Linked DNA regions of Mus musculus: regions 2, 3, 4, 5 and 6 are each linked to region 1. A link is a loop called in an ENCODE intact Hi-C map of the cell type or tissue named here. Cell type or tissue: left cerebral cortex. All regions are shown on one strand. Region 1 holds the start of Dusp13 (dual specificity phosphatase 13). Region 2 overlaps Ap3m1 (adaptor-related protein complex 3, mu 1 subunit). Region 3 overlaps Adk (adenosine kinase). Region 4 overlaps Adk (adenosine kinase). Region 5 overlaps Adk (adenosine kinase). Region 6 overlaps Dupd1 (dual specificity phosphatase and pro isomerase domain containing 1).

The links. Peaks named below come from ENCODE experiments on the same cell type or tissue, not always from the same donor. Only the 100,000 strongest peaks of a DNase experiment are listed, where the experiment ranks them.
Region 2: it touches region 1 in a loop (2.8-fold over the local background); 4 of 42 quality-filtered maps call a loop at or near these places.
Region 3: a loop joins it to region 1, with 11 times the contacts of the local background. A loop is called at or near these places in 32 of 42 quality-filtered maps.
Region 4: it touches region 1 in a loop (2.6-fold over the local background); 2 of 42 quality-filtered maps call a loop at or near these places.
Region 5: a loop joins it to region 1, with 8 times the contacts of the local background. A loop is called at or near these places in 36 of 42 quality-filtered maps.
Region 6: it touches region 1 in a loop (6-fold over the local background); 23 of 42 quality-filtered maps call a loop at or near these places.

What each region holds. Positions count from the first base shown.
Region 1 is chr14:21,739,226-21,744,225 of GRCm38, forward strand. Dusp13 (dual specificity phosphatase 13) reads right to left here and starts at 2,273. Exons shown (of 4, transcript NM_001374075.1): 1 at 1,805-2,273; 2 at 879-1,052. The coding sequence starts at 2,157. In left cerebral cortex, a CTCF peak has its summit at 2,790 (motif pointing left); a DNase peak (open chromatin) is centred at 2,770.
Region 2 is chr14:21,046,177-21,051,176 of GRCm38, forward strand. All of the region lies in intron 1 of Ap3m1 (adaptor-related protein complex 3, mu 1 subunit), which reads right to left. Among named protein-coding and RNA genes, the nearest start is that of Ap3m1, 3.8 kb to the right of the region's middle. In left cerebral cortex, CTCF peaks have their summits at 2,903 (motif pointing left) and 4,745 (motif pointing right); DNase peaks (open chromatin) are centred at 2,899, 3,519 and 4,741.
Region 3 is chr14:21,117,863-21,122,862 of GRCm38, forward strand. All of the region lies in intron 3 of Adk (adenosine kinase), which reads left to right. Among named protein-coding and RNA genes, the nearest start is that of Adk, 68 kb to the left of the region's middle. In left cerebral cortex, a CTCF peak has its summit at 2,797 (motif pointing right); a DNase peak (open chromatin) is centred at 2,812.
Region 4 is chr14:21,251,619-21,256,618 of GRCm38, forward strand. All of the region lies in intron 6 of Adk (adenosine kinase), which reads left to right. Among named protein-coding and RNA genes, the nearest start is that of Gm52152, 160 kb to the right of the region's middle. In left cerebral cortex, a CTCF peak has its summit at 2,514 (motif pointing right); DNase peaks (open chromatin) are centred at 827, 1,889 and 2,893.
Region 5 is chr14:21,134,615-21,139,614 of GRCm38, forward strand. All of the region lies in intron 3 of Adk (adenosine kinase), which reads left to right. Among named protein-coding and RNA genes, the nearest start is that of Adk, 85 kb to the left of the region's middle. In left cerebral cortex, a CTCF peak has its summit at 2,501 (motif pointing right); a DNase peak (open chromatin) is centred at 2,498.
Region 6 is chr14:21,675,865-21,680,864 of GRCm38, forward strand. It overlaps Dupd1 (dual specificity phosphatase and pro isomerase domain containing 1), which reads right to left. Exons shown (of 4, transcript NM_001013826.2): 4 at 708-1,296. The coding sequence ends at 1,067. Among named protein-coding and RNA genes, the nearest start is that of Dupd1, 36 kb to the right of the region's middle. In left cerebral cortex, a CTCF peak has its summit at 2,818 (motif pointing right); DNase peaks (open chromatin) are centred at 124, 519, 1,115, 1,891 and 4 more places; H3K27ac peaks cover 827 bases.

The DNA of each region.
Region 1 (5,000 bases):
GGGCGCTGGAGAGATGGCTCAGCATTTAAGAGCACTGACTGCTCTTCCAAAGGTCCTGAGTTCAAAGCCCAGCAACCACATGGTGGCTCACAACCATCTGTAATGAGATCTGATGCCCTCTTCTGAGGTGTCTGAAGACAGCTACAGTGTACTTACATATAATAAACAAATAAATCTTAAAAAAAAAAGAAAGAAAGAAAATGGGGGAGAGAATAGGGAGGTGAATAAGATCAAATACACAGTAAAGCTTGAAAAATCTGCTAAACCCATCCCAATATACAATGAATATACACCAATAGAAATGAGAGATGCATGGTAGCATACACTTAGAAGGCAGAAGCAGGAGGATCTTTATGAGTTTGAGGCCAGCCTATTCTACCTAGTGAGTTCCAGGACATCCAGTGGGACTGAGTCAATGAGGACGATGATGGTTTCAGGTAGGCTAGGTTCACAGCTCAATTTGCAGAGCGCCTGCCTAGTACGTGCAAAGCCCTGGGTGTGATCACCAGCATAAAACAGGCATGGTGGCAATGCACACTTGTAAAACCAGCTCTTTGGAGGTGAAGGCTGGAGGATCAGAAACTCAAGGTATCCTCAGCTACATAGGGAATTCGAGCCAACCAGGGGTACAAAAGAAAAGAAGAGAAGAGAGAGAGCTTTGTCTCTTGAAGTGTGGTTTATCCACTAAAACAGGTCACTTCTAGGATACAAGGAATTCTCTATTCCATGGCCTGAAAGATGAAACTGTATGTTTCCAAACAAACATGAGAAAGGCAAATGCAGGCAGCGGTGAGAAGCACTGTGGGCCATCTGGAGGAGGCTTATCCTGGTACTCCCACCCATCAGCCACCCTAAACCCCTACATGGGTCTTACTTACGCATCTCCCAAGAAAAGGTTGGGCCAGACCTCATTGATGTGGGTCAGTGTGGCAGTCCGACGGACCCACAGCAATCGCTGCAGAGAGGCCAGTGTGGGTGGCTGGTAGGGGGACACCTGGACTGCCCCATGAATCTTTGGCCTCCGAAGTTCCTGCTTCTGTAGCGAGTCCATTCTGGGAACAGAGTAAACAGGACAGTAGCTGGAACAGGCTCCCCAAGCGTGGGTCCAGTGGACAGGGAGACCTGTGTTGCAGTACCAGGAGCCAGTGGGATGCTGTGGGGGCCAGCCTCAGCTATGCTGAATGAGGCTATTACCCGGCTCAGCTGGCCTGGAACCTAGAACCTTTTCCCTGGGAACAAGGAGAACTAGAACTCTCTTGTCAATTCCATGGCGCTAAGCGTACCTTTCCTGAGGCAACGGATGTTAGAAATGTTGGTCTTAGGGACCGTGGGGAATCTCTGTAGGGCTAATCTGTGCAGACCGTACCCCTTTAGTCACTGGAAACCCCAGCTGGCGGAGGCTCTTGGAGAGGACCTAGGATGTCCCTCCAAAGCCAGGCAGCTCATCTGTAGCTCCCACCCTGGCTGTTTCTAAGGCTGATGCTAGAGGAGGTCAAAGCACTGTCCAGGGTTACAGTCCAGCCACAAGTGGGCATTAGTCAGCTTGTTCACACCAAGTGAGCTGGTGTCGCTCATAAGCAGGCTGTATCCCTTGTGCTGTGTTCCATGTTTCACACTGACACCAATGACAAATGACAAATGGCTAAAGACTACCCTGAGCTTGATATCCAGTGTGTGCCTTCAGTTCATTCCCCAAGCCTTCCAGTTGCCAGAGGGTGGTCACCAACTGATGTGTCTCCTCTAGGGAGCTGTCAGGGATGAGCTACACATCCACTTACAGGCCCCGGGCTTTTTTCCTCCTTACCCTTGTGGTTCAGGCCAGTACACCTGTACAGGCCTCACCCGGAAGGAGTGGGTTATGTCTGGAGTCATCTGGCTTAGTCCATCTGGGCCCTTGCAGAGCTGAGGTGTCAGAGGCACCAGAACCTGAGCCTGGTACCTTAGAGGGAAGGGGAACCTACCTTGGTCAACTACCCCTGGTCCCCTCAAAGAGTAACTCGAGTAGGTACAGACTGGGTAGAATGCCTTTTCCCTCTGGCAGGCACTGCCAAAACCAGAAAAAGAGATGGGCACCCAGGAGGCCACTGGCTTGGCCACACTCACCCAGCCAGTGGATGATGAGCTGGGTGGAAGAGAGGGCCGGCCTTTCTCCCTCATCCCCCTCTGTGACCTCTCTGGCAGGCTGAGTGGCCTGCCACCTACCTAGGGCATGGTCTGGGGCCAGGAATGGGGGACTAGGTGCAGGGGCAGGCTGAGTGGAACAGTCCTAAAGCAGGTTCCATCCAGAACACAAATGCTGTTATGCGCCTAGAATTCCAGGTCCATGCATGTGAGCCAATGGGGATGTGGGGCAAGATGAAGACAGACCTGAGCTGCGGGGACAGGAGCAGTGGCCTAACATCTCTCCCTGGTGTCTCTGCTATTGAAAACACTTGTCCTGAAGATGGGGACCACCTGAAGAGATGCCTAGGGAACAGACTCCCCTTAAAATTTGACAAGGATATATCCTGGGACCTAGGCAAGTTTTCATTCCTATCTGGGCCTTAGTTTCTTTTCTCTGCTCTCTGGTATTCTGCTGGCTGCAAGAGAAGGGAATGACGCTATATGAAGTAACACCAGGGAAAGGAATATTAGGGTGGAGGATCTCTGAATCCAGGGAAGTCCAATAGCCACTCTGGCCTGAGGCCACCAGCTAGACTCCTCCAGCTATGAGTGGAACTAGACAGGGATTTCGGGAAACCGTAGGCCCCTCACAGGCCTGCTCAATTTGGCATGGGGTAAGTCTGCCCTCTAGTGGCCAGTGGCTGCTAGGCAGCCCAACTGTGTCCCAGGAGCTCGGTGGTGGGGATTAGGGGATGTCCTTAACTTCCCTGGTCTAACTCAGACCTGTAGGAAAGATTTTTCTTAGACTTAGGGTTTCCTGGTCAGGTCCTACTTAGGGCTATATGTAGCCCAGCTATCTGCTCTGGTCCACTGAGGGTTCCTTTCACCTATCAGAGCCAGGCCCAGCAGCTCACTCAGTGAGCCATTCCTTAAGCTTTAGGCACCCCCCCCAAAAGAAAGCCCAGGGATTCTGCTACCCCCTGGTGTAGGGAGGGCCCAGCTATGTCAGAAGGAGCCATGGCTGAATGTCTTGTAGGATCAGGCCCCTGTTCACATTCATGATAGTCCTCCCGTGGCTCTCTAGTGCTACCTGGCTTCTACTTCCCTGAAACTTCAGCAGAGAAGTTGCTTCTGTCAACAGTGGCTTTCTTGCCCACACTGCCTCTGTATACAGAGCTACACATACTTACCTTTTGTTGGCACTAGTAGCATCTCTAGCTTGCTCTCTGTTGTCTGTCTTTCAGTTTGTCCCAGGATAGCCTTCTAGAATACCACCCTGCATACCTCGGGCCTTGCTCAGCAGCCTGGGACGTGGCAGCTGTTTGCCACCTACCTCTTTAGCTGTAACCTCAGAACACATTTCTCCTGGTCTCCTCTGCTGTTCCCTCTCTGTCTCCCCTCTTCTCTTAGGGAGCACAGACCAAGTGGGGCTAGCGTTCTCACAGAAGGACATCGAGGTGTCTGGGAAAGAGACTTTGGCAGGTAAATGCCAAGGGCAGACTGCAGTGGTCTCTGCCCAGCCTGCATCCCTGGAGGGAGACAGACCTGTGTGGGAGTCTGTGAGCCTGAGTCTTCACCAGGAGCTGCTGGGAGACTCTCATGACATCATAAGTGAGATGCACCTCCCAGAGGCCCTGCATCAGGGCAGGTGCCACATAAATGAGGCATCACGTTATGGACATTGCTCCAATCAGTCTCATCCTTTCGGGGCTCAGCCAAGACCTATAGAGGGTAGATTGCTATGGCCTGTGGAGTTTTCACCTGGATCTCTGTGTTTCGTAATTATATTCCCAGCTTGAGGAAGTACGTTACAGACCAGACAGAGCCCAGGACTCGTGTCTTCACGCTGAGTCCACCCTGTTCTCTCACGAAGCAGGCAGTATCAACATCCCCACTTTCCAGATGAGAAAAATCAAGCCTCAGAGAGATAAAAGCAGTTTGCCCAAGGTCACACGGTGGCGAGAGGCAGGGTTCTGTGCCTCTACCTCTGACCCATTTGGAGTCCCCCAACCCAGTCCTCACAGTTGCCCACACAAGCAGGCATAGATGCCCTGGGCCCCAGTACCCAGTATTCTCAGGGGTCTCTGCTTAGGGTCGTTCACCCACCTGTGGGGAGATCCTGACCGGGCTGTAGTCTTCTCCGACCCACAGCTTGTGCCGCTGGATTCTAGCCGCCTGGCTCCGCACACCTGATGCTGTTTCTATTTTTTTATTTGAGTTTAATTATAAAGCATGCTGTCGTCTCCCTTTTGCCTTTCCTTGCCACTCCCAACTTGTCCATTGGTCCCATGGCCTGGTCAGCCCTAGGCTCAGCCAGGTACTTCCTCCTTAAACCCAGGCTGTGCAACTGTACCCAGCAACCCCATGGCTGAGGCCCAAACCTATCCTCACCCTTTCTCCTTGTACATGTATCCTTAATGTTCAGGATACAGGAAGCTCAGAGGGTTGCCTGCGGTGTGTGGGATGAGTGTATTTGGGTAGCTGGGTGGGGAAAAGGAAAAGCAAGCAAACCACCTTAAAAATTCCCCTTAGAGCCTGAATGGTGGCGTACACCTTTAATCTCATCACTCAGGAGGCAGAGGCAGGGGCAGAGACAGGCAGACCTCTGAGTTCAAGGCCAGCCTGGTCTACATAGTGAGTTCTAGGCCAGCCAGATGTTTTAGACAGTCACAGTAAGACTTTGTCTAAAACACAATACAACAAAACAGAAAACCACCTCTCTAGGACTGGGTGGTGGTGTTCAATGGTAGTGCACTTATCTAGTGTGGTTGAGACCCTGAGTACCATTCCAGCTTGCCCCAAATACCTCCCAACCCCCAAATCCCTTGGCTTTCAGAGGTTACTCAAAACTAGGGCAGAGATAAAGAGCTGATGGGATCTATGCTGGAAGACACAGA
Region 2 (5,000 bases), 690 kb before region 1:
GAAAATTGTTTTTCTCCACTGGTGTATCACTGGGCAGGGCAGGCACCATCCACAGTGGTTGACAACACGAGGATGACTCTGCACGCTCGCGTGTGTGGATGTTTGTTTTGTTATTTTTTTGTCTGTGTTTTCTATTTGTCTGATTTTTCTTCCTTTTCTTTTTGGAAAGAGAGAACACAAAGCTGGGTAGGTATGGGGAAGGGAAGGACCTAGGTAGGGGAAGGAGAAAGAATATAATCAAAATATATTGTATTAAAAAAAATTCCTTGGGGCTGGTGAGATGGCTCAGCAGTTAAGAGTGCCGACTGCTCTTCCAAAGGTCCTGAGTTCAAATCCCAGCAACCACATGGTGGCTCATAACCATCCGTAACAAAATCTGATGCTCTCTCCTGGTGTGTCTGAAGACAGCTACTTACATATAATAAATAAATAAATCAGTGGAGATGCAGAGTTTGGAGTCTGCTGAGCTGGTTTAAAAAAAAAAAAATTCCTTGTCATATTGCCTTGACATAAAAACCAGACAAAGGCAATGGAAATAATAGCAGATTAAGATCACTTAAGAACACAGATGGAAAAGTTCTTAATTCTAGAAAACAAAATTCAGCAACAAATTAAATCATAAAAAATATGATTTATTCCAAGAATGCAAGTTTATTTAACACAGGATAGTTAATTAGTGCAATATACAATATATTGTTAGTTCTGTTAACTTGACACAACCTAGGTAAATCTGGAAGAGAAAGTCTAATTGAGGAATTGCCTCCATTAGACTGTTCTTTGGGCATATCTGTTGGTCATTAATGTAGGACCCAGCCCACCATGGGTGGTGTAATGCCTAGGCTCCTGGGTGATGTGAGAAGCTAAGCAAGCCACTAAGCAGCGTTCCTCCATGTTTCCTGCCTCTGCACTTTCTTCATTTCCTGACCTGACTTCCTTCAACGAGCATCTGTGATCAGGATGTATAAGCCAAATAAATTTCTTCCACAAATTGCTTTTGGTCACGGTATTTATCATACTGACATCTGTTGGTGATATCATTATAGACAGATGCTATAGTCAATGTGCTCTTCTGGCTTCATTTAAAAGGAAGAGTTGAAGGATATGTTCCATATAGAAACCAAAACATGCTCTTGATTTTATGCTGAGAAAGTTTAACTGATTAGAGTAGAAACAAAAGAGGTGACACAGGTTATGTCAAAGCACTAGCCCCCTGGAACACAGTGGCACTCCATTATCACAACACTCTCTAAGACAGGTGCTTGTTTTGACTGGTTATTTTAGGGTTAGATTTCCACTCACTTTCTTAATCTGGTGAAAAATTCTTTCCAGGAAAGTTTCCACCAGAGTTGTTTTTATCGGTAGCAGTTCAGGTTTCAGAACACTGGTTGTCAACCCAGCCACTGGATTTACTGTTGTTATCCTTTGTGCTGAGAGCTTAACACTTCCAGCACTCAACAGCACTTGGCTTTAAAACCTATTTTAACCTCCTATAATAAGAAAAGATCTTAATTTTTCTATCCATATTATGATCAATTGCCTAATGTATATAAGAAGCAACACCTCATGAAACAGAAAAAAATTAGCCTATTTCTTTAGCCACTTATGCTTTTAGTAGCTGCAGTTATGTTGTTCCTTACTTGATTGACCACCACCACAAACTGTATGTGGATGTGACTTTTGAACTGCAAACACACCCATCAGAGATTTGATTGTAGTGTAACTACTTCATGAATCCTCTTTATGTGTGCATTCTTCCTGACAATTACAGTCAAAATATTCTTGGAAGGTAAGTGTGTCTTTTGCTTTTTAGATAGTCGTATGTTGCCAAACTCATGGCCTTAAGCTATCCCTTGCCACAGCATCTTAAGCAACAGGAACTACAGTCATCCACCACACCCAAGGTTTCTTTCAGAGCTTAATGGAGGCACAGAATGGCCTTTATACACAGTGAGAGAATGGGGGATGGAAAGATGTTTAGGTCAGTAAAGAGCCTGCCATTTAAGCACGAGAACCTGAATTTGGATCCCCACTGCCATATCAAAACAGGAGGTGGTGGGTGGTTCCTTTCTGTAACTCTAACAGTGGAATAAGGGGTTGGGGACTGTAGAGTGGAGACAGGCTTTCAGGCTAGCTATTCTAGCCAGTCAGTGAGGCCCAGGTTCAGTGAGACTGCCTCAGGAAACAAGGTGGAGAACCACAAAGTCACCCAACTTAAACCTCTGATCCACACACACATGGGGATCCCTGAAGTTGCATGCACCGCCCCCCCCCCACATATGCATGTACACATACACAAATATGAAACGAGAAGAATTTAGTTCCTCTGATTCTCAACCAGAATCTTAACCATTTTCCCCTATTCAACAAACTGTTCTATATTTATATATTAGGCATTTGGGGATATGCTAAACTGAAAATTTCTATACTTTTCGTCAGTTGCAAATACAAATATAGTAAGAAGCAACTCATATGATAGGATAAATAGAGTGAACTATTGGAATCTTCAAGGGTTACACGTACAAAGAGAATACATGAAAGAAATCCAAAACAAAATGTGCAACTCTTAAGGTTGAAGAAATGCTGGAAAAAAGGTAAGAATATGAAAACAGCCACTGGTCATGGGGCAAGGCTTGCCTTGTTTATTGTTCTCAGTGAACTAATTTCCCACATTTTATTTAATTTTTTATTTTGAGAGAAAATATGCAAATCTGATTTACATTTCTGGAGAGATTATACTAATTATACTATGGAAATTGGATAAGAAGTCACCAAATTATGTGACACCAGTTAAGAGATGAGTGATGGATCAGAGCTGGAGAGATGGATGCTTGGCAGGTTAGAGGACAAGGCTTGACACCCTTACAACTGTCTTTAACTCTAGTCCAAGGGGGTCCAGTGCCCTCTTCTGGCCTTCTCAGGCACTGCCCTAGTAGGAGCCTGTACTAGAAGGTTAACAAGAGAATGGAGTAAAATATACAATGAGATTTGGACAAGCTTTAAGAAAAAATGTATTTAAGTCTGGGTATGTTGTACAGAAATAAGAAGACAGCTGAAATAGTTAGTCCTGGTCATACATAATTTGACCCAATTCCTAATATATTTGACTCAACTGAGTACATTCAATCACTGTATTTGATTGAGTCTAGTCCTTCAAAGAGACTGATATGTTGTTAATGGGTATTATAAGGAGTTATATCCAAATAAATTATGAACATAGCAAGGAACATATATGAAAGAAAAAGCCAGTATTTGAATAGCAAGGAAGCGGAACTAAAAAAGGAAAAAAAAAAAAAAAAGCCTAAGATGGAGCTGAAGCAGAATTTTAAAAATGGGGAAGGGTTTTAGTATCTGAAGTGTATTGGAGAATTTTAGTATCTGAAGCATATTTATGCATTTCTAGGGGAATGCCACACAGAAGTGAAGCTGTGAAGATTTAAAAGGATGAGTAGAAGTGGTTTTCTCAGATTGGAGATGACTCAGTGATTAAGAGCATGTACATGCTCCTACGGAAGACCCAGATTATGCTGGGCTTGGTGCCAAATACCTTGCTCTTCAAGGGAAGAGGCAGGGGGACATCTGTGAGTTCCAGCCCAGCCTGGTCTACAAAGGGAATTCCAGGACAGCCAGGGTGGTTACACACAGAAATCTTGTCTTGAAAAACCAACAACAACAACAACAAAATACCAAACAAAACATACCCCCAACAACAACAACAACAAAACAAAACTGAACCCCTAACTCAACAAACAAAGCACTCAGATTCAATCTTAGCACCTATGTCAGGCAGATCATAACTCCAGCTCCAGGGGATCTATTGCCTTTTGTTTCTATGGGCATGGCACTCATGTGCACATACCCACATACAAACACATACAATAATGCAAATAATAAAAATAAACCCCAAATAATAAACAAGTAATAAAAATAAATATCAAAAAATGTTTTACAATTTTCCTTTTTAAAATTTTCCTTTTTATTCTCAAGATAGGGTTTCTCTGTGTAACCTCGGCTGTCCTGGAATTCACTCTGTAGACCAGGCTGGCCTCTAACACAAGAGTCTGCTTGCCTCTACCACCCAAGTGCTGGGATTAAAGGCATATGCCATGACTGCTGGCCACCAATGATCTAACATTTCCAGTCTTTTACCCTCAGCAAATCATACTGTTCCCTACAGACTGTTTGATAAGACTTTTTTTTTCAATAATTTAGATGTGTATTATGTGTATTTGAGTGTGGGTTTGTGCATGTAAATGCAGGTCCATGAGGACCAGGAGCGGACAGTGGATCCCTTAAAGCTGGAGATACAGGGGGTGGGATTAAAACCATCTACTGCTTCGGCCGAGGACCAGAGTTCAGTTCCTAGCACCCATCTCAGGCAGCTCACAACCCAAGTTTTTTAAACTTTAATTTTGTATGTATTTCTGTTTGTATATGTCATGTGAGTGCAGGTACTTGCAGAGGCCAGAAAAGTACATCAGATTCCCTGGAGTTATTGGTTGTTAAGACCTGAACTTGGGTTCTCTGCAGCATCTCCCACACAAATTAGAAAAAAAAAAAAAACCCCAAAACACATGCCTACTTAAAATATATCTATGTCTTATGCATTAAAAGGGGGTTAACTTTTCTGATTCGCAAGTAGTTTTGTTTTTTTTCTTTAAGTTTTTATTGTATTTGTATGGGTGCTCTGTCTGCATATGTATCTGTACACTGAGTGTGCAGTGCCCAAGAAGGCCAGTAGGGGGAGTAGGATCCCCGTGGGACTGGAGTTACAGACAGTTGTCAGCCACTGTGTGAGGGCCAGGAATTGAACCTGGTTCATCAAAAGTGCATCTAGTGCTCTTAACTGACAAGCCATCTCTCCAGCTCCAAGACTTTTTTTTTTAAATCTATACCGAGAATATATGATTGTCATATTTGATGTGATGGGTGATGTTGGTTAAAGTAATTTTAGTGATAACTCAGTAGGATGTTGGCAACGGCATAGCAGTGTGGTTCTTAGC
Region 3 (5,000 bases), 620 kb before region 1:
TGTGGTGCGTGCTAAGATGTGAGAACCTAGGCACAAGAAATAGAACATTAAGATGAAACCTGGGTAATCCCACCATACATTCCAAAGACAAATCTGAAAAACTGAAACAGAATTCTGTATGTTAGTCAGCTTTCTCTACAAAATACTGTCGATACCCTGTGTGTAAGACTTTGCCTGCTTTAGCAGTGTGACCTCTTTGAGACTAGAACTTAAGTATTGTTTTGTATTTTATATAACTTGGAATATTTACAGAAGATTAGATACTGGATTAAAGATAGAAACTGCATTTTAGACTGTGGACTCTGCTACTTGCACCTAAACGATGTGTAATTAAATTACTTAATTGGTGAAAAATTGAGTCTGGTGGTTACTGAGGCTCACCCTGCTGGGTATGACAGTACATTGGGCTAGAAGGATCTAGGTCTCTTTTCATAGGCTGGCGTGTTCTTTCTGCCAAAGGTTGTGCTTGATCTAAATATAGCTTATTTATCTTGTTAGTGAGTCTCAGCAAGGCCCGTTTGGCCAGAACATAAAGAGACTATATGAAAGACGTAACAACATCTTCTCTAAAATGCTTATTTTTATTCAGAACTAACTGACTTTTGAAAAAATATAGAGAATAAAATCCAATTTTGCCCACCAATCTTCAAAAAGAAATTATGACTCTCAGTAGTGTAGCGTATTGCTTTATAACCTTTTTTGTGGGTGGCGATGTTTTCTGAGCAGGGTCTCACTGTATAGTTCTGGATGCTTGAAACTTGCTCTATGGACCAGGCTAGTTTCAAATGCAAAGAGTGCTGGGATTAAAGGTGTGTGCCACCAGGTCCGGCTTTAAGGACAATAGAAATGGCATCCTATCCAGGCGTTTGAGTGGGTATTTTTTTTTTTAACATATGTGCCCTTTCCATCTGTGTGTGTAGATAGGGTTTCCTGTGATTGATTGTGCCATGGTGTACTTGGTCTCCGTCTCTACCTCATTTCTAACTTGCTCCATTGCCACCTTTTAATTTTGCTTAAAACAAACTTTCCTCATGTTCTTTTCTTGGTTCTGGTCCCTCTGAGTTCATCCATGTCTTTATATATGCATGTATGTATACTGTAGTTTCTGGAGAGTCATTCAGATCCTGTGGTAAGAGAAACGGACTGATAGCGTCTCTTGTGTATGGGCAGAGGGTACCACTGGAAAGCCTGTGGAGAGTGCTTTAATTCTAGTGAGTCTTCCTTGCTATGGCCCCAGGAGGCAGCATCCATGGGTTTTTGTTTTCTTAGGTAGAATTTTCCAGTACTATACCAGCAGAGGCTAAGACTTGGCTACCAGCGTGCCAGGGGTTCAGCTACTTCAGGAAGAAATGTTAATGAGCTAGGATTTTACTTACATTTTTTAAAAGTAGAAGTAAGAGTTCCCTGTGTCCTCCCCCTACCCCCCCCCCCCAATCTTCCAATCAGTCAGGCTTGTTGCTTTGTACTTGTGTCTCCTCTCAGGGACGTGGGACAGATACCTTTTTTCTTGCCCTGTTAGCTTTGGTTTTAAATTTGCTCTAATGTGCTTGTTAATTATCGTTTCTTTTGCTTTAAAGTTTTAACTTACTAATGACATTTTCTTTCTTTTCTTTTCTTTTTTTGCAAAAAATATTCTCTTGAATTTATTCACATTTTAATACAAGGAGGAGAGATCAAGTTTATTTTAATCTTTTGTGTTAAGGCAAAGTCAGTGATCACAATTTCAAAAAACGTATACAAACTGAGGTGTTTATTTCTTTCCCATTAGGAGAAGGGAAAAATTAAAAAGAAAATTGCACTGACTGGAAGGTTCTCAGTAGAAAATAAGACCACTATGATATATGATTAAACCAATAGTTGTTGGAAATACGTCTAGCTAGTGCTCGGAGAGATGGCTCAGTGGGCATGGTGCAAGCGTGGGGCCCTCGGGTTATCCCTAACACCTATGTCAAAGCCAGGACGCATGCGTGGCTAACCCCAGCACTGGTGCAAGTCGGGTGGAGACAGGAGGAAGTACACACTGTGAGCACCCACATACTGCATTCACACAGTTATACAAGAAAATAAAGTTAGGTCAGGGAGTATGGTACACTTTGTTTTGGGCTTTGATCCTGCTTTGATTACCTGTAAAAGGTAGATATAAAATTTACCAACTTAAGTATCTGCTTTTTCTTTTGTTTCCAATTCCTTCATATTCCTTTCTGTAGGCGGTTCATGTCTATTTTAGTTCATGACCTGATTTGTGTTCTGGACAATAACCAGCACACTCTGAGTATTCAGAAAGCTTTCCCTGTTAGTGACGCTTGGGATCAGCCTTAAAACATTCAGTCACTTATTTAGTCATACTTTATATGTAAATATAATATGTAATACATATAGTGGTTTATAAATATATTCAGAAATATAATGTATATAATATATAAATATGCATATGAAACTTAAACAAGTAATCAGTGCTGCTGCCTTTTGTGAAAAGGATTGCTCATATTTCTTTCTCTTTATTAGATTGTATAAATTTAATTTTTATAGTAAAGTTGGTACTTGAAAACTATTGAAGACCACAGGCTAAGTTCCGAGGTGATTTTTAGTCCTAATGGCAGTCTAATAGTGCTATTTAGCTTCTCAGCAGCTAAAACAGTGCCACGATCTTGATTCAATTTCCAAGAGTACTTTTGCTTGCTAACTTGATTACATTTCATTATTCTTTTGTAGTAATATTTTATTATTTCCTCCTGTTGCAGTTTTAAGAAATATTTATAAGGTCAATGTGGAAAATTATGTTAAGACGAAGGTGATAGCCACCAGATGGCGCTGTTTCACCTCTTTATGACATTGTGATTAATAAGTATATAATAAGCATAGAAGATCTAGAATCATTTGGACATACTATTTTGGGGACATGGATGAATTTTTTAAGAAGGAAGTATTCAAATATCATAAACTTGAGTTCATTTTTCATGTTAAGCAGTAGTGCTGTAATTAGCCTGTTAGAGAATCTACTTGTTTGATACTTTGTTTCGGCTGTACAAACAAAGCTTAAGCTGTGTGTGTGTGTGTTTGTGTGTGTGTGTGTGCGCACACACACAGAGACATACAAGGTCTCAGTGTGTAGCCCAGGTTGGCCTTAGACTCTCTTCTCTTCTTGTCTCCTGTTCTCCAGTGCTTACCTCATGTGCGTGCTGCCCAGAGACGCTTTTGTTTTGAGGAGCTGAAGGTTAAACCACAGGTTGCCAGACTCTGAGCTCTACCCATAGTCCTGAGAAACAACTCCCCCCTTTTCTCTTTTCCTAAAAGAAATTCTGATTTTTTTTTAAAACGTGTATGTGTGTTTTGCCTGCATATATATTTGCACCACATTTGAGTCTGGTGTCTGTGGAGACTAGAAAAATAGCCCTCCTTTCTTTATTCCAAGTGTGGGCCATTATGTCTGATTAGAAAATTACACTTGGTTGCCAGTAAGTTCTTTAGTTTTATAAAGTTGAAAGACAACTTTTGCACATGTTCTTATATGTTTGGAACAAAATAACTATGTGGTGCAATAATTATGTCGACTTAACCAGTTGAATGACCGTTGTAGTCACAATACCTAGTTGATGAAATTCACTTCTCCTTGAACTTAGATCACCCTGTCACAGGAGATGGTTTTAAGATTTAAACTGTGGCCGAGAGGTGGTGGTAAGATTTAAACTGTGGCTGAGAGGTGGTGGCGCACGCCTTTAATCCTAGCACTTGGGAGGCAGAGGCAGGCGGATTTCTGAGTTCCAGGACAGCCAGGGCTACACAGAGAAACCCTGTCTCGAAAAACCAAAAAAAAAAAAAAAAAAAAGAAAAGAAAAGAAAAGAAAAGGAAAAGAAAAAGATTAACCTGTATATGGTGGGACATGTCTGTCAGCCTTGTGCTTGGGAGGGTAAAGCAGGAGGATGGTTCCCAGGGAAAAGAGGGGACGGGAAGGTGACAGAGAGAATGAAAATGTGTTTCTAACATCTCACATTGTGTGTGTGCATGCAGAAAGCCTCAGAGCTCCTTCTGTTTCCATCTTCCCTTCCCCCAAGCTCTAGGATTGCAGTCCTAGACAGTCACACCTGACTGTCTACATGGCTGCTGAGGATTCAAACTCAGCGTTCTCCCGCTTGTGCAGTGGGCATGCTTACTCACTGAACCGTCTTCCCAGCCCCTATCAATCTATATTTGTGCCTGGCCATGAGAGCGAAACATAAATGCAGATGCCATTGGAAGCACTTACAGAATCACTGTTGTATGAGATCAGGCTTTCTTACCTTTCAGTTGAAGTTAGAAAATTTTCTTATAGTCTTTAACTTTGTCTTTGAATAGCAATGCTATGACTGAATTTTTATCTCTACCAATGAGGTGAGGTACTATGGTAATACTACTGTAATGCTTGATTTGAACTTGTTTTAATGTATTGCTGTTTTTTAAAGCCTTTTGTCATAGTTTTACAGTCCTCATAGACCATGCTGCACATTCAGTAGAGGACTTACAGATATTTCTCATTCTAGTAACAATACTTATGTTAAGTATTATGGTAAAAGGGGAATTATTAAACTTTTCCCTTTGGTTGATGTGGTGGTCTGAATATGCTTGGTCCAGGAAGTGGTACTATTAGTAGGTGTGGCCTTGTTGGAGTAGGTGCATCACTGGCAGAGGGCTTTGAGACCCCCGTTCTAACCACTTGAGAGCCAATCTTCTAGTGTCCTTCAGATGAAGATGTAGAACTCTCACCTCCTCCTGCATCATGCCCGCCTGGAGGCTGCCATGCTATCTCATGATGATAATGGACTGAACTTATGAACCAATAAGCCAGCCCCAACTGAATGTTGTCCTTGTAAGAGTTGCCTTGGTCAAAGTGTCTGTTCACAATAGTAAAATCCTAACTAAGACAGTTGAGAGTTATGCAGTGACATGTAGCCTATACTTTTAAGTCCTCTGCCTTTTCGAAATCTGTTAATATTATTATCTCTAGTGCTTGGGGTGGAAGCTG
Region 4 (5,000 bases), 490 kb before region 1:
CTGAGAGTTAGAGCCAGGCTTCAGTGAACCATAGCTGACATGCCATGTTAATTTCCATAACTATCATTACCAGGGGTGGCAGTATTTCGAAGACATGAAAAATCTTAATAAATCTACCCAGTTAAAAAAAAAAATCACATTATGTTACCTTATCACAGGGTTTCTAATCACAAGGTCTGATTTTCTTCAGTCCCAATTGAATCGTTTCACAAGTAATGATAAGCATCTTTACTCTTATCATGGGTTATTAAATATTTACTTAAGTGTACAATATACCAAAACACAATATTTTGAATGTTCAGTTTTCTCAGTATGTACTGTTCACGCTGTGAATGAAAACCTCTTACCATCCCATACAGCATATTTACATATACAAATGATTTTGCCTTAAGTAGGAAAGACACAGCTGACAGATACATAGGTTAATTTGCTCTCTTAAATTGCAGCAAACTGTTCTGTGATTCTTTTGTGTGTTTGGGGCCATGTTGTAGAGAAAGAAATCATCAAGCAACATTTTAAGGACATTGGCCTTTTGTATCTAATCCTTAATAAACTTATATACCTCAAAATAGAATATTTCTTTGCAAATTCTTACCTTCAAATTATTAATAATGGAAGGAATGCATTTTTTTAATCCTGTAGCCCCCTCCCCCAGCACAGCTTTTAGATTGTAGATAAACTTCCCAGCTCAGTAATTAACTGAGCTCAGTCCTCGCACCCTGTATCATGTGATTTTTTTTTCCAGTGGAATACATTATTAGAGCACTTACACAGCCAGTCTAGCTGCAGCAGCCCAGGCGGCAACAGCAGTGCCATTTTTCACAAAGAAAATGTTGAACAGGAGCCAAGTGTTTGGTGGCAGTCTGTTGCTAGGAAATCAAGGTCCTGAGGCGATTAGTGACAAAGCAAGCAATAACAAGAAGGCAGAATTACAGATCTAAAAGAGAAAAAAGTGGTTGGTGTTATAATTACCCAAAGAAATCTGCACTCATTAAATTGGCTGTTTTTATGATTGACTTTAATTGGAGGTTAGCTCGGATATTTAGCTCCTTTCCCACCCCTTTAAACACACACAGGCACATAATCTGTAGAACTGCAGACTTGTTTTTCTAAGCATTGAGAGGAGCTTGCCCTGTAATTTGATCCCCACTGACAGATGCATTTTCTATGCTGCCATTTTGAATTAACCTATTGTAGAACAATTTTCTTCAGCCCTGTTGAATAAAACATCCAGTCTGATTACCTCCGACGGATCCGATAGAGTAAAAGAATGTACCTCGCACTGAAGTAGATTGTTTGCGTGGACTCTGCTGATTTTGAACTCTGCCAATAAGCACAATCATTTGTAATAAATTTTCAAAGAAATTTCTGGTGAAAAGGTAATGAGAGTCACCCTTTTATAATTTAATGTTTTGTACCCTGCAGCAAAATAATATTATTCTTGTAAAGCAGTGTTTTATTTCTAGCATGCTTCATGTGAGTTCAGGGAAAAAAATCTTTTATATTTAATATTTTAAGAATATAATTTTATTTTTATATACTCTAAAATGACCACCCTTCCTCCCCCACAAGCAATATTTTAATATTTAGGTTCAACATAATTCAAAGCACTTTATTTCGAGAAATAATTTTTATACATATTATGCTTAACCATAGTAATTTTTAAATTGACAAATTTCATCCTTTGTGATACTATCCTTGAAAGCCTTTATTTAAATTGTCTAGCATTTGATAGCGCACATTACTAAGAAGGCACCTAATCAGTTTGCCAGGTGTAGCAACAGAGGAAGACGACGCAGAACTTATTTACTTCTGAGAAGCCTGAAGAATAAAGTCCCAGTGCTCTGCAGGCTTCTAATCCAACCCTGGAACAGAAGAGCCAAGCACATTCTGTCTGACAATGCACACGCTGCTAATCAGACGCCAGTGCCAAGCTGTCTGCTTTGTTAAATACTCAGCTTCCTAGAGGCAGGAAGACAGCTGCTATAAGGATGATGAAATTTGGTAGTTCAATCTATTTTTGCTACCCTTGGGCTACCAAGATATTGTTAATTTAGACCACCCCAATTGGTACACTTTAGGGAGTTTTTTAAAGAGTTTGTAATTAAAATGATAAAACATCATTATTACATTGAAGACCTTCTGTAAGTTTTACATTTGGCAGATACCTACTGAGATAACCCCAGCATGTAATTTACAATGATGTAATGGCTGTAATTGCATTGTGGGAAAAAGAGGAGAGAAGAGAGGAGAGGAGAGGAGAGGAGAGGAGAGGAGAGGAGAGGAGAGGAGAGGAGAGGAGAGGAGAGGAGAGGGGGGAAGAGAGATCACTAGCTAGGCATAGGAGGTGAGTGCTAACATTAGAAGAGTTCTGAGATTTGCTTCTATTTCATTTAAATCTACTTTATCCCCAAATTGCCTCCCAATATTTGAATGTAGTGGCTGTAAACCTTGCAGCATGGTTTGTTGTTTTTGTTTTTTAAATAGATACGAACCTAGATACTACCACCAGGGGGAGAAGCTAAAAACCTGAAAGTCCTCAGCTGATTATGATACTGGCTGATTATGATAGAGGATTATACCTCTTAGAGGCACATAATTAATCACATCACCCAAATGATTCTGCCTTTGGGACATGACTCTGAGATTTTCTGTGAAGCACATAAACTTAACACACTACTAAATGTAAATAAAACGACAACTGTGTGCACTGGTCATGTATGGAAAGGGTGCGGGCGGTAGTGCAAGCCGGCAGCATGAATGCTGTGCCTTGTATCTGTCAGTCTAGTTGAGGAACTGTCCTTCAGACACTGAGTACACAAGATGTGTGAAAATGAGCTGCTGCTATTGGGACTCATCTGTTAGGAACTAATGTCCACAAAATCACTGGAGCCGAGTTGAGTAGTGTCTAAGGTGGTTGTCTATTTTTTGTCACCATAGTATGGTTTCATTTTTAGTATTCCCTCTAAAAAACAAAAAAAATAATCTAATCCCTGATTTTTTTTTAAAGCAAAGTTTGTGGTTTTTGCCCTGGAAAAAGTAGTTGCAAAAACCTAGTTGCTGGTGTTGGGATCCAACTCTACTGCTGCTCAACAATGTCGAAATTGTTGTCCTGCTGCGGGGAATGGAAGATCACTGAAGAGCAGCGGCTAACTCCGGGTTTTCTGTGCCTGTCCTTGCACCTGAGACTACACACTTATTTTTATAAACCCTAAATGCTAATTAGCTTTTTAAACAGTAATTTTCCTCTGTCTACCACATAAGGAATATCTATCTTAGAATTTTAAGTTTTACTCAGCAGAGAGTCTTTTTGTATTTTGTTTGTTTGTTTTTTGAGCATGTATAGCAGAACTTTATTTTCTTTTACTTTTTTTTTAATTTATAAATCCCATTTATTTCTCACACAATAGTAAGGGATACACATTTTCATTAGCCTAAACTAAAAAGAAATTTCTACTCTTTAGTAAATGACGGACCCCCATTTACCTTTATATGATTGAAAGTCAGAACTGTGATGAACTACAACACAGTACCATGTGGTCTTATTGGTTTGGTAAATAAACTACTCTAATTTAAATCTTAAAAGAAAAACAATGCTTATCCATTTCATTGTTTGCTTTGCTTTTCTTTCTTTTTTTAATTAGATATTTTCTTTATATACATTTCAAATGCTATCCCGAAGGTTCCCTATACCCTCCCCCTGCCCTGCTTCCCTAACCCCAATCCCACTTGTTGACCCTGGCATTCCCCTGTACTGGGGCATATAAAGTTTGCAATACCCAGTGGGAAGAGAGGCCCCTTGGTATTTTTGTAAGTGACAAATAATAGAAATGGTTTGACTGTGGCAGGCAGCCATTAACGGGAGGACACTGTTCTGGGTGGTGCTGTGTAAGTAGGCACATGATTTACTGGAGTTGCTAGAGCTGCACACAGGGACCTGAAATCTGATGTGTGCATCTCGGGGTAGCCTACAGATGATATTGAACATATCTAATTACATTGCACATGTGTGACATAGTCTCATTCAAGAGTGGCAGAAAAGGAGCTAGCCTAAGTAATTTTTAAAAAGAGAAGAAAAGAGAAAAGAAAAGAAAAGAAAAGAAAGTGTTTGCACTAGAAAAAAGCTAAATTTTAAAAAAGAATAATCTATAAACACTGTGTTCTAGTTAGTAAACTTGTTTCCTTTTGAGTTGGAAATTCATAATTCTTAACCTACTCTGGGTGTGTGCTGGGGTGAAGTAAATGGATGTTGGAAGGTGAAAGCCAAATTTCTTGCTGTTATAAAAGGACTGTAAATCACAGATAAATATGTGCATGGGATAACTAGGATGATCCATAGGATATGAACCCATGCTTCCTTTAATGTGTGAAGATGGGTAAACAGAAAAACTTAGAAATGTGCCTGCACGTGGGTTAGTGAGCATACGTATGTTTCCTATTCATGTCCCTTTGGGAGGCCCTGGAAACAGCGGTTCTCTGGTGCCAACAACCAATCCAATACTCAGATCTACTTTTATAAACCTCAGTATCCAATGAAAGGGTCTAGAACTACTTGGAAAAATAGCTGGTTTGGGGTTCTGCTAAGGAAAATACAAGAGATGCATGAGGGTCTTGTATTTGCCAACCAGAGGGAATGATTGGTAAAAGTAGAAGAAGCCAGCCTGCCATTGGTGAGGTCAAAGTTGCCGGTTATGGGCTTTTGACGTGAGGAGGAGGCAGAAACTTGGCTTCTTTGATGTTCTTCTTCCAGCCTCCTGTTTGAGCAAAATCTCAGACAAGTTCAGACTGGTGGACATTTGAGATATGTAAATTCTTGACATTAAATAGTAGCAATGCAGCAACATTGGTACCTGTAACAGGGGACATGTACAGCGATACTCAACTGGGTCTGATTGTACACAGTGCTGTCCTGAATCACACAGCATCATCACTCAAATGAAGTATTAGTCAGTATATTTTAATCTCTCTGTACCCTTCGTCATACTATGTATCCCTCCAGG
Region 5 (5,000 bases), 600 kb before region 1:
ATTTTTTGCAATTGAATAAAACTTAGTTCATAGTACAAAAGGTTTACAATGCATTTTTTCAGCTATCCTGAAGTCTAGAACCTTAGTAATGGTTTTTTTTTGCATCTCTTACTCCTTTGTTCGCTTTAACCAGACTTCATTTGTTTATAGCTAACTTTAAAACTCTTCTTTGGTCTGTTTTTGTGAATATTTTGCTTATTCATTATTTTTCTTATTTATTCATACTTTTCTTTCTTTCCTTCTTTCTTTTCTTTAAAGATTTATTTATTTATTATATGTAGGTACACTGTAGCTGTTTTCAGACACACCAGAAGAGGGCATCTGATCTCATTACACATGGTTGTGAGCCACTGTGTGGTTGCTGGGATTTGAACTCAGGACCTCCGGAAGATCTGTCAGTGCTTTTAACCACTGAGCCATCTCTCCAGCCCCTTATTCATACTTTTTAGTTAGTCCCAGCATCAGAGGTAGAGGTGGGAGGATCTAGAAGGCAGGGTCACCCTTGGCTCACTACAGATGTCAAGGCTAGACTGGGCTGCTCAAGATCCTGTTTCAGCCTTTCTCTATATTGCCTTCACCGTAGCTTCGTATTTCACTTGGGTTTGGAATTTGAGGTTGAAATAGTTTCCTCAGCAATCTGAAGGCTGTCTTATTTTGGCAACTGGTGCTGCTTGTGGGAAATGGGGTGCCATGATTTCTATTCTTTCGTGGAGAATTATTTTTGTTTGAACTCTTAAAATCTCCTCTTTTTGCCCACTATTCTGTAATTTCTTTTAAATTAATTTTTTTATATGTATGAATATTTTTCCTCCGTGTATGGCTGTGTTACCACATGCATGCCTAGTGAGTCACATCCCTTGGAACTGCAGTTACAGCTGGTTCTGAGCTGCCACCTGGGTCCTGTGAGACAAACCTGGGTCCTCTGGAAGCATAGCCAGTGCTTGTAACCTCTGCATCATCTCTCCAGCCTAAAGCATTATGTATTTCTTAACGTGACATTTTTTTTCCCACCATGAATTTCTTTTCATTGGGCTGAGCATGTAATGACAGATTTAAAATGTCCTTTCTGACATTTTTTGTTATACAGTCTTTGGTAATTTCTTTCTATCATGTTCTCTAGAGCTATGAATTACTTTATAGTTTCCTGGCACTTAGAGGTTTTCTGATTTTTCCAGTATAAAAAATACATTTATAATTTTTAATGTATTTTTTACACAATTTTGCCACCTTTTCAATAACATATAACTCAATGACCTAGAATTTAAAATTTTAGTTGTAAGCTGTGTTGTAAAAGTTGTATTCACTACTTGTTATAGATAGCTATAGTAATTGTGTGTGTGTGCATACATGTATACACGCACACTTGCACTGACTCATGCTTGCCCACATATGTACATCTGGAGGCCAGAAATTCATATTTTTAGAGCTTTGTTTTTATTGTTTTTTAATTATGTGTACCTATGGGTATGCCCACTTGAGTGCAGTGGCTTTGGAGGACACTGGTGTCTGACTTGGAGCTTGAGTTACAAACTGTTCAGCCTCACTTGATGAGGGTGCTCACAACTGATGTGGCATCTTTGCTAGAAGAGCAGCAAGCGCTCATAATGCCTGGAATATCTTTCTAGCCCCCAGAGGTTGATATTGTAAAGTTTCATTTAGTGTAGGAGTGCCGAGACTACAGACATCTATGGCATCCAGCTTTTCATGGACTTCCAGGGATGGATCTCAGGTCAGGTCATCAGACTCCTCTGTCACTCAGCCACCTTTCTGGCCCTCCACATTGCATCTTCAAACAGCCTCCCTCACAGAAACAGAGCTCACTGTTTTATGTAGATTGACTGGCCTGCAAGCATGTAGAATCCAACTGCCTCCTTACCGCAGCAGTACCAGACACCTGTGGTTTCTGAGAGCTCACTAGAGCTCACTGATTTAGGTAACCGACGTCTCCTGTCTCCCCCTCACAGGCCTGGGGATCTGAATTCAGGTCGTTGTGCTTACACAGCACCCACTTTACCAGCTGAGCCATCTCCTGATCCTCTGAGCACCAGACCTTTTTTTAAAAGATTGATCTATTTTCCCTTGGAGTATTTTTCACTGAGTATATGTACGTGTACTGCCTGTGTTTAGTCCCCTGCACCCAAGTCAGGCACCTCAAAACTGTCTGTAACTCTTGCACCTGGGACTTCACGCCCTCTTCTGACCTCCAAGAGACCCATGATGACAGACATGCACATAGAAAAATAAAATAAATAAATCTAAACAAAATTTTTAATGGAGAAATCTTAAAAATGAAATAAAGTAGCCCTAACCTCACGGAGCAATTGTTGATAAAGGTATGAATGAAGGCACCCTGGAATGCTACACATAACTAGAACTGAATTAGAATCAAATGCCTTTTGGAAGAATTACTGAAGACAAAGCAACAATGGGAGGAGACTAGCCTGTATTCTTCAGCAAAAGGAATTTGAAGATGGAGTTGTAGTGTCTAGTGCAGGACACTAGGTGGCACCATTAGCTTACACTCCTCTACTGAAGGATGCTGAGTAGTTTCAGTATCTCAAGTGATTTGTCTTTTATTGAGTGTATTTCAAGATAATATTGTAGTTCTTGGGTTTTTTCTCCTTCAGTGATGATTTTGAAAATTTTCAGTGATATTTTTGTTTTAAAACAGTTTGTCTCCCAAATAAACTATATTATAAAAGTCACAATCAGTTCTTTTGTAATTTTTAAATGAAAGACTAAACTATATTTCTATTTAGACTCATTTCAAGCAGATTTTAAAGAGGTTCAGTCATGTAGAATAAACTACTATGCAGACAAACTGGCACATGCCTGTAATCCCAACACTAGGTTATCCACATGTCACCTTATCCCGGGGTAGTGTAGAAGTCCACTTTTTTTCTAATGCCAGGTCAGTATATAATTTCATTCATCCTTTTGAAATACTAAGAATAATCCCCTGGATCTGTCTTTTATTTTAAGATTCCAGATTTGGAATGATTAAATGTTTTAATTTCTGAAGTTGATTTGTACCATTAAATTTTTATGGATGGTGTAGTGTACAAGTGACAAAAGCCACATCTCAAAGCTGTTAAACAAGTGGGCATTTAGTAAAAAGATCCTGGTATGGCATCAGGTAAAGTGTAACTCAGTGGGGTAAATAGTATTAGAGTCATTTCAGCTCTTTTCCTCGGTGTCGGTTCTGTTTGCAAGAGAGGATGGCTACCGTCAGCTGATAGTTCACATTCTTGTTTTTCTGTATTCCTCCTAGTGGCTCCAAATTCAGTGTGGTGATTATATCCTAGTGGGCCTGCTCTGACTGGCCTTGGTCCCAGACCTATCCCCAAAGTCAAAGACGGAGCTTGTGTCTGAAAGTTACTGATCAAAAGTGTTTAGGTGAACTCTGTGGGCAAGTGGCATATGATTGTAACCCTAGCACTGGCTTATTTGAGGCGGAGGATCAGGAGTCTCATGTTCAACCTGCCTCCAGTGTAAAACCTTTTAAATAATAATAAAATAGAGTGTTAGAGTGGTGGAGTCTGCCAGGCAAAGTTGGATATTGTTAGGAAAAAGAAGACTGTTTATGGAGTTGGAGAGATGGCTCAGCAGTTAAGAGCAACTGGCTATTCTTCCATAGCACCTAGGTTTGATTCCCAGCACCCAAATGGTGGCCCATAGCAACCTGTAACTCTAGTTCCAGGATAGCTGACACCCACTTCTGACCGTAGAGGAAAGCAGGGAAGCAAGTGGTACCCAGACATCCATGCAGGTAAAATACCAAACACATTAGAGGGGGGTGAGGAGAATGGTTGGAAAATTCCATTCATTTCTAAGACCTTAGGACTATATTCATTTTGTCAGTTCTCCTTCACTAGAATTACTTATCTCAGCCTCATCTCTGTTACACCTAGTTATGACATCTCTCAGGCCATGCTCTCGTCGACAGGATTAGGGCTGCAACACTGTTGATACAGTTACTGTAAAGATAAAACAATGCAGAAAGCCAGGTGACCCAGGCCTAGCATTTCAGATGTTTCATAAGTAAGGATACGTTAGGATTTTATCAGCCCTTGTAATACATTTCAGATTAGTTTCTGTGTCCTGAATATCATAAATGTAAATTTATAATGGCCAATCTTAATTGGATTTAACTTACTGATGACTGTGTTCACTGCCTAAGAAGACAGTTGATACATCCTGGCCTTTTCAGGGCTCACTTTCATTTGTATGCTGAGATGCATAAGTTTCTGCAAGGGTTTTGTAATTAATCTATGTTGGAAAATATAAATTATCTTTAAAGACTAGCAATAAATATAGTAAAATTATGATAAATGATTTTATTGTTTGGGGAAATAATATAAACTGTTTTATGTGTTTGAAGAATACGAGTTGGCAGCAAGGGAGAGAAATGAGTGATTAAGTATTGCTTAAAGTTGTTTTTTAATTAAAGTTTCATTGCTCTGTACAGTATTCAGAAATGCATTTTAAATGTAACATTAATTTTTCACTTACCATTCATCTTTATTATAATATATTGCTTATATTTATCATAATTTTTCCCACCAACTGCAAGACTTTTGTGATTCATTTAGGTTAACTGGTATGTAGTATTAAGAGCTTCCATGATAGCTTTTAAAGTGTTTCAACATTATAGATTTAGTAACACACTGTTTCAATATCTAACAAGTCAGTGAAAATCTTGACAGTGATGGAAAATGTTTTCTTTAAAACTGTGTTACTAGAACATTGTTGTTTACCTCACGACATAGTTTAATTAGTTATAAGCTGTTATACTTTTATTGTTCATTTAAAACCCAGAAGTGTCAGTAGAAAACATTATTTCACTAATTTTTGCCATATACCATTTTCTAGACATAAATAGTACCACGTAAGACCAAATAGTATAAACAGACATGGCTGCTCATTTTTAGTGTTTGTTATTCTGTGTGGTATATATTCTAGTTGCAGTTTATTTTTGATTGCTTTGTTAACACAGGTAA
Region 6 (5,000 bases), 63 kb before region 1:
TTGGATTTTTTAGTTCACACTGAAGACATGGGCCCTTCCTATCCTTCTCCAGCAGGCATTAGACACACACACACACACACTTTCTCCAGGACGCTGTCGTTCATGATGCTCCACTGCTGGTGTCCTCTCTCAGCAGCCTCTCTCTAGGTTCCATCTTCTCAGGGCTGCTGGTTCTGGAAGCCCACATGCGGGGTTGTGCTGCTGCTGCTGCTGCTGCTGCTTTCTCAAGAGTGAAGAATGACCATCAGGTGCCAGCTTAACTCAGCTCATCTGGCTGCTTCCCCCCTCCCCCCCCCCCCCCCCCCCGTTCCATGCAAACCACACATCTGCGGTGTGAGTAAAAAAAAACAAACCTCCCTGCTACCCTTACTGAAGGCAAAGGAGTATTCTGGTCCCCTAAAACTAAGTGCCCTGCCTCTCCTTTTCTCCCAAATTGTGAGGTTACACTCTTCCCTGTCTAAATTTACCACAACCCACTTGGATGCTGGCAGCTCTGGCTATGGCGATGCAAGGAAAGGCATTTCTGTTCAGAGGCTCAGGACACCATGCCTACCCCTGCCAGGTGCCTGCGCACATGTACATGGACTGCACTGAATAAGAAATGTGATTCTGTCCAGGCTTCCTCCCAAGTCCTAAGGCCTGTCCTGTAACACAGCTTACCAGGCAAATTTCTGTGGTTGAAAAAAAAAATCAAGCTCTATTTTTTTATCTTTTTATAATAACATGATTTTTCCCTTTCAGAGCCAAGCATTTAATCACAACACAGTACCCACACATTAAAACAAAACAAAAAACAGCCCAAACAAAGGAAACCTTTTTTTGCTTCCAACTTAAAGACAGGAGATTGTGGAGAGCGGTACCTTTTCCTTACCCAGATCCCCCTGCAGCTGACTTGGCCTACCATGAGGCAAAGAACTAGACTGGAGGAGACAGCGGGCATCCTCCCTGCTGCGCCCAGCCTTTGGTTTCACTGTCTCATCTCCCTGCCCACCAAAGCCTCCTTGCAGACGTGCTTCAGCCTTCTGCTCTGGGTGCCAGGGTCTCTGATCCTCTCTGAGGAGGCCCCCTACAGCCCTAGGTCACTGTCCCCTGGCCCGGCCTGTCGCCGCTGCTTCACCAGCTGCTTGTCCAGCTCTCGGAGTTGCTTCAAGAAGCCCCGGTTGGGCAGGACACAGCGGTTCTTAGCCACTTGTTGAATGGCGTCCACCAAAGTCATGTTCTTGTGGATCATCAGGTAGGCCAGGACCAGAGTTGCTGACCGACTTCGGCCCATGGCACAGTGAACCAGGATCTTACCTGCAGGTGGAGGAGACAGGAAAGAAAGCCAGTGCTGAACGGGATGGGGTTCCTCAACCCACATTTACTCTGTCACCCACAGTATGACTTGGGCCACAGCTCCCCATCAGCAAAATGGGGACACAGTTTCTTGGCTCTTTCTTTCTTTTTCTTTTTCTTTTGTTTGTTTGTTTTTGTTTTTGAGACAGGGTTTCTCTGTATAGCCCTGGCTGTCCTGGAACTCACTTTGTAGACCAGGCTGGCCTCCAACTCAGAAATCCGCCTGCCTCCCGAGTGCTGGGATTAAAGGCTTGTGCCACCACGCCAGCTCTCTTGGCTCTTTCATAGGCGTGTTGGGAAGGCAGTTTCTGTACACCGCACTTGTTTGCTGATGATCACGTGATAGGATTGGTAGCAGGCAGACGCTACAACTCTTGCTTGGTAAGAGAAGGCATTAAAACATCTGTGAGATGGCCCAACTCCATGCCTCAGAGAGTGGCCTCCTGGAAGCGATTGACTGATGGTTTTAATGTTTATTCAGTCATGTTTAGCAGGGTTCAAATGTCAAAGCATACCCCAGGAGACTGACTGGGTGACACACACACATCCCTCCCACCGGGTTCCTTGACCCTCAAGAGCAACAGGTGTCCCCAACCCTTCATCTCCTCTTCCAGAGAAGACTCTGCCTAGAAGAGTCTCCCATTTACTGTACTTCATGCCGGCCTCCTACCCTCCCCTGTCCTCCCTCTCTCCCCCTCCCTCCCTTTTGCTTCTACTGTGGATAGAAACCAGGGTCTCACCCCTGCCAGACAGGCACTGAACTACACTCGCAGCCTTTCAAAACCCATTTCTATATCTTGTTTATTTCATTAACAGTTTACATTTGAGGTCTCTACACCTCAGAATATAAATAGTTCTCTTTTCTTTCTTTCTTAAGCATCCTCCCACCCCATGCTGGGAATAAAACCCAAGACCTTACACATGGATGGCAAACACATCCTCAAGATACATCCCCAGCAAGAAATTATTTTCAAAGCATATGCCTTCCTTTTATTTCTTTTTGATGCTGGGGAACCAAATCCAAGGCCTTGTATGTGCTCAATACCCATTATTTCACTGACCTAGACCCCTGGCCCTTGAAAGTATATATTTTGAAACTACTGGTGTGTGTGTGTGTGTGTGTGTGTGTGTGTGTGTGTGTGTGTACATGGACAGAGTTTCCCTGTGTAACCCAGGATGTTCTCAAACTCATCTCAACATCCTCCTGCCTTAGTCCCTCAAGTGCCAGGATTAAACAATTTAAACAGAATGCATCACCACACCCTGCTAGTAGAACCTGTAAGCAATTGACTCTTTTGACAGTGTTAGGATACAATCTGACTTAGTCCTTGTCACATACACAAAGACAATGGTGCCTTAGTATGAACAATGTCACATGCATCAAATATACAAATAATCATTGCTTACACTGGGGAGGGGGCAGGCGATTGATTCCCTTAAAAATGATGTACAAGCAACCAGGTCCCTCAGGCCTCCACTTGGTGGCGCTCTAGAGCCCACCCAGGACACCCGTTGGCCCTGTCTCATTTCAGCTTTGACTTAAACCTTGTTATCATTGTCCCTGCCTTGCAGATGGAGAGACAGGTTCAGGAGGTGCAATTTCAATTTCTTGCCAGAGGTCACCCACAATACTAATGCCAGAAGTATCTTAATGCAAAACTGTGTTGGAGGCCCTTTCTGTGCCACTGTGCTCTGAGGTTTGGCTCTCGGCGCTCTCTCTCTCTCTCTCTCTCTCTCTCTCTCTCTCTCTCTCTCTCTCTCTCTCCCCACCCCCACTGTTTCCCATGGCTGAGTGACTCTCTACTGATATTCATCTAGCTGGCTGGGCTATCTGTGGCTGTGTGACCAAAGTGATGCCCTGACTTTCTGCTTCTCAGCCTGATAGCTGGAGAGATAAACAGGAAGTTGCCTGTGGACAGTTTCTTCATGGGCATGGCTCTCTGACCTTTTTAGCTCTCCCTTCTTCGTGGGACCAAGCCCAGACAAGGGAAAGAAGCCAAGACAACATAAGAAATGAAAGAATCAGGGGCTGGAGAGATGGCTCAGCGGTTAAGAGCACTGACTACTCTTCTGAAGGTCCTGAGTTCAAATCCCAGTAACCACATGATACCTCACTACCATCCATGATGAAATCTGATGCCCTCTTCTGGTGTGTCTGAAGACAGCTACAGTATACTTACATATAATAAATAAACAAATCTTAAAAAAAAAGAAAGAAAGAAAGAAAGGAAGGAAGGAAGGAAGAAAGAATCCACACACAGTTAGTTCTACTTTTCTCACTCCAAGTGGGATGGGAAGTCCTAGGCACCATGACCAGCTGCAAGGACCACTGATGTGCTGGGGGCTGGCACAGAGGTGCTCTCCACCTCCTCACAATTAGTGCCTTTCTCTGTCTACCCCAGCCAGCAAGGAGGGCAGGCCGCAACCCCCTGTGTCATTAAGGGGGCGCTGGTCCACATTTTCATCCAGCGTGACCATCCACGCAGATGAGCATCTACCTCTGGCGTTCTAATCCCAATAGAGTGTTCCAGACAGATGCTGCCTGGCCCCTGGCCAGCTCTGCTGACAACCGATGTGCTCCTTCCTCTCCTGTCACAGCTAAGCACTTGTAACAGATGAAAGCTGTAACCTATTAAGCTTTGGGGAACCTAAAGTCTGTGGAGAGAAAGCAGAGAGGAAGAAGACGGGGAAGGAAGATGGGGGGGGGAAGGAGAGAAGGGGGCTCTCAGCTCTGACGGAACTCTTAGAGCCAAATGTGGTTCTCATTAATGCTGTCAGCCTGGAGAAAGAGGCCCACTACCCCAGGGCAAGAGTGGGTTGTTCTCTGGAGGTCTCAGGTGCCCCTGGGCCCCACCAATTTCCTGTCACCAGAACCTCGGAGTCCTGTTCCCTCTTGGCTCTGGGGCTCTGCCAAGTCCCACTGTTGAGGCCCAGTGTTGGTGGCAGAAAACAGGGGTAGTGAGGGAGGCCTGTTCTCAGTCCTTGTCTGAACTTCAAGAAACCCAGAGGCCTGTGACCCTGACACCAGCCTCTCTGCAGGGTCCTGAGGTAAGGGAGAGCTGTTGGGACTGTTTTCTGGTTCAGTTCACAGCTGACTCCTGGGTAACCTCAGTTACCCTGGGCAATCTTCTGGGTAATTTATGGGTTGTTTGTTTGTGTGCTTTTGAGACAGGGTCCTGCAGCATCTCTGAGGCCTGGCCTTGAACTCTTAATCGTCCTGCTTCTGCCTCCCTGGATGGCTGGAGTCTCGGGTTTGCACCAGGGTACCTAGTGCCCATGCACTTACTTCATACATTTTATTGTAGTCAATTCTTGAAACTACCCAGTGGCTTCAGTCAAACTGTCATCACCATTCTACAGATGAGGTCGTGGAAGGAGATACGGAGAAGTGGCTCGTCCCAGTTGCACGGCCAGTGAATGGCAGACCTCGATCCAAGCCCAGGCAGTGTGACATCGAAGCCCGGAACTTCCCTGTGCTTGCTGCCCTTGTGTGAGCCAGATAAAGGTTTTACACATAATATGTACCTCTGCTACACGCAATTTGTGCTATTATTTTCTATTCTTTCTATTCAATTAAAAAAGCAGAAAAGGAACAGTGGGCACATCCACCATTTTGCTTTTATGACCCACTGATAAGGTTGCAGTCTATGTCTGAAAAATGCTGG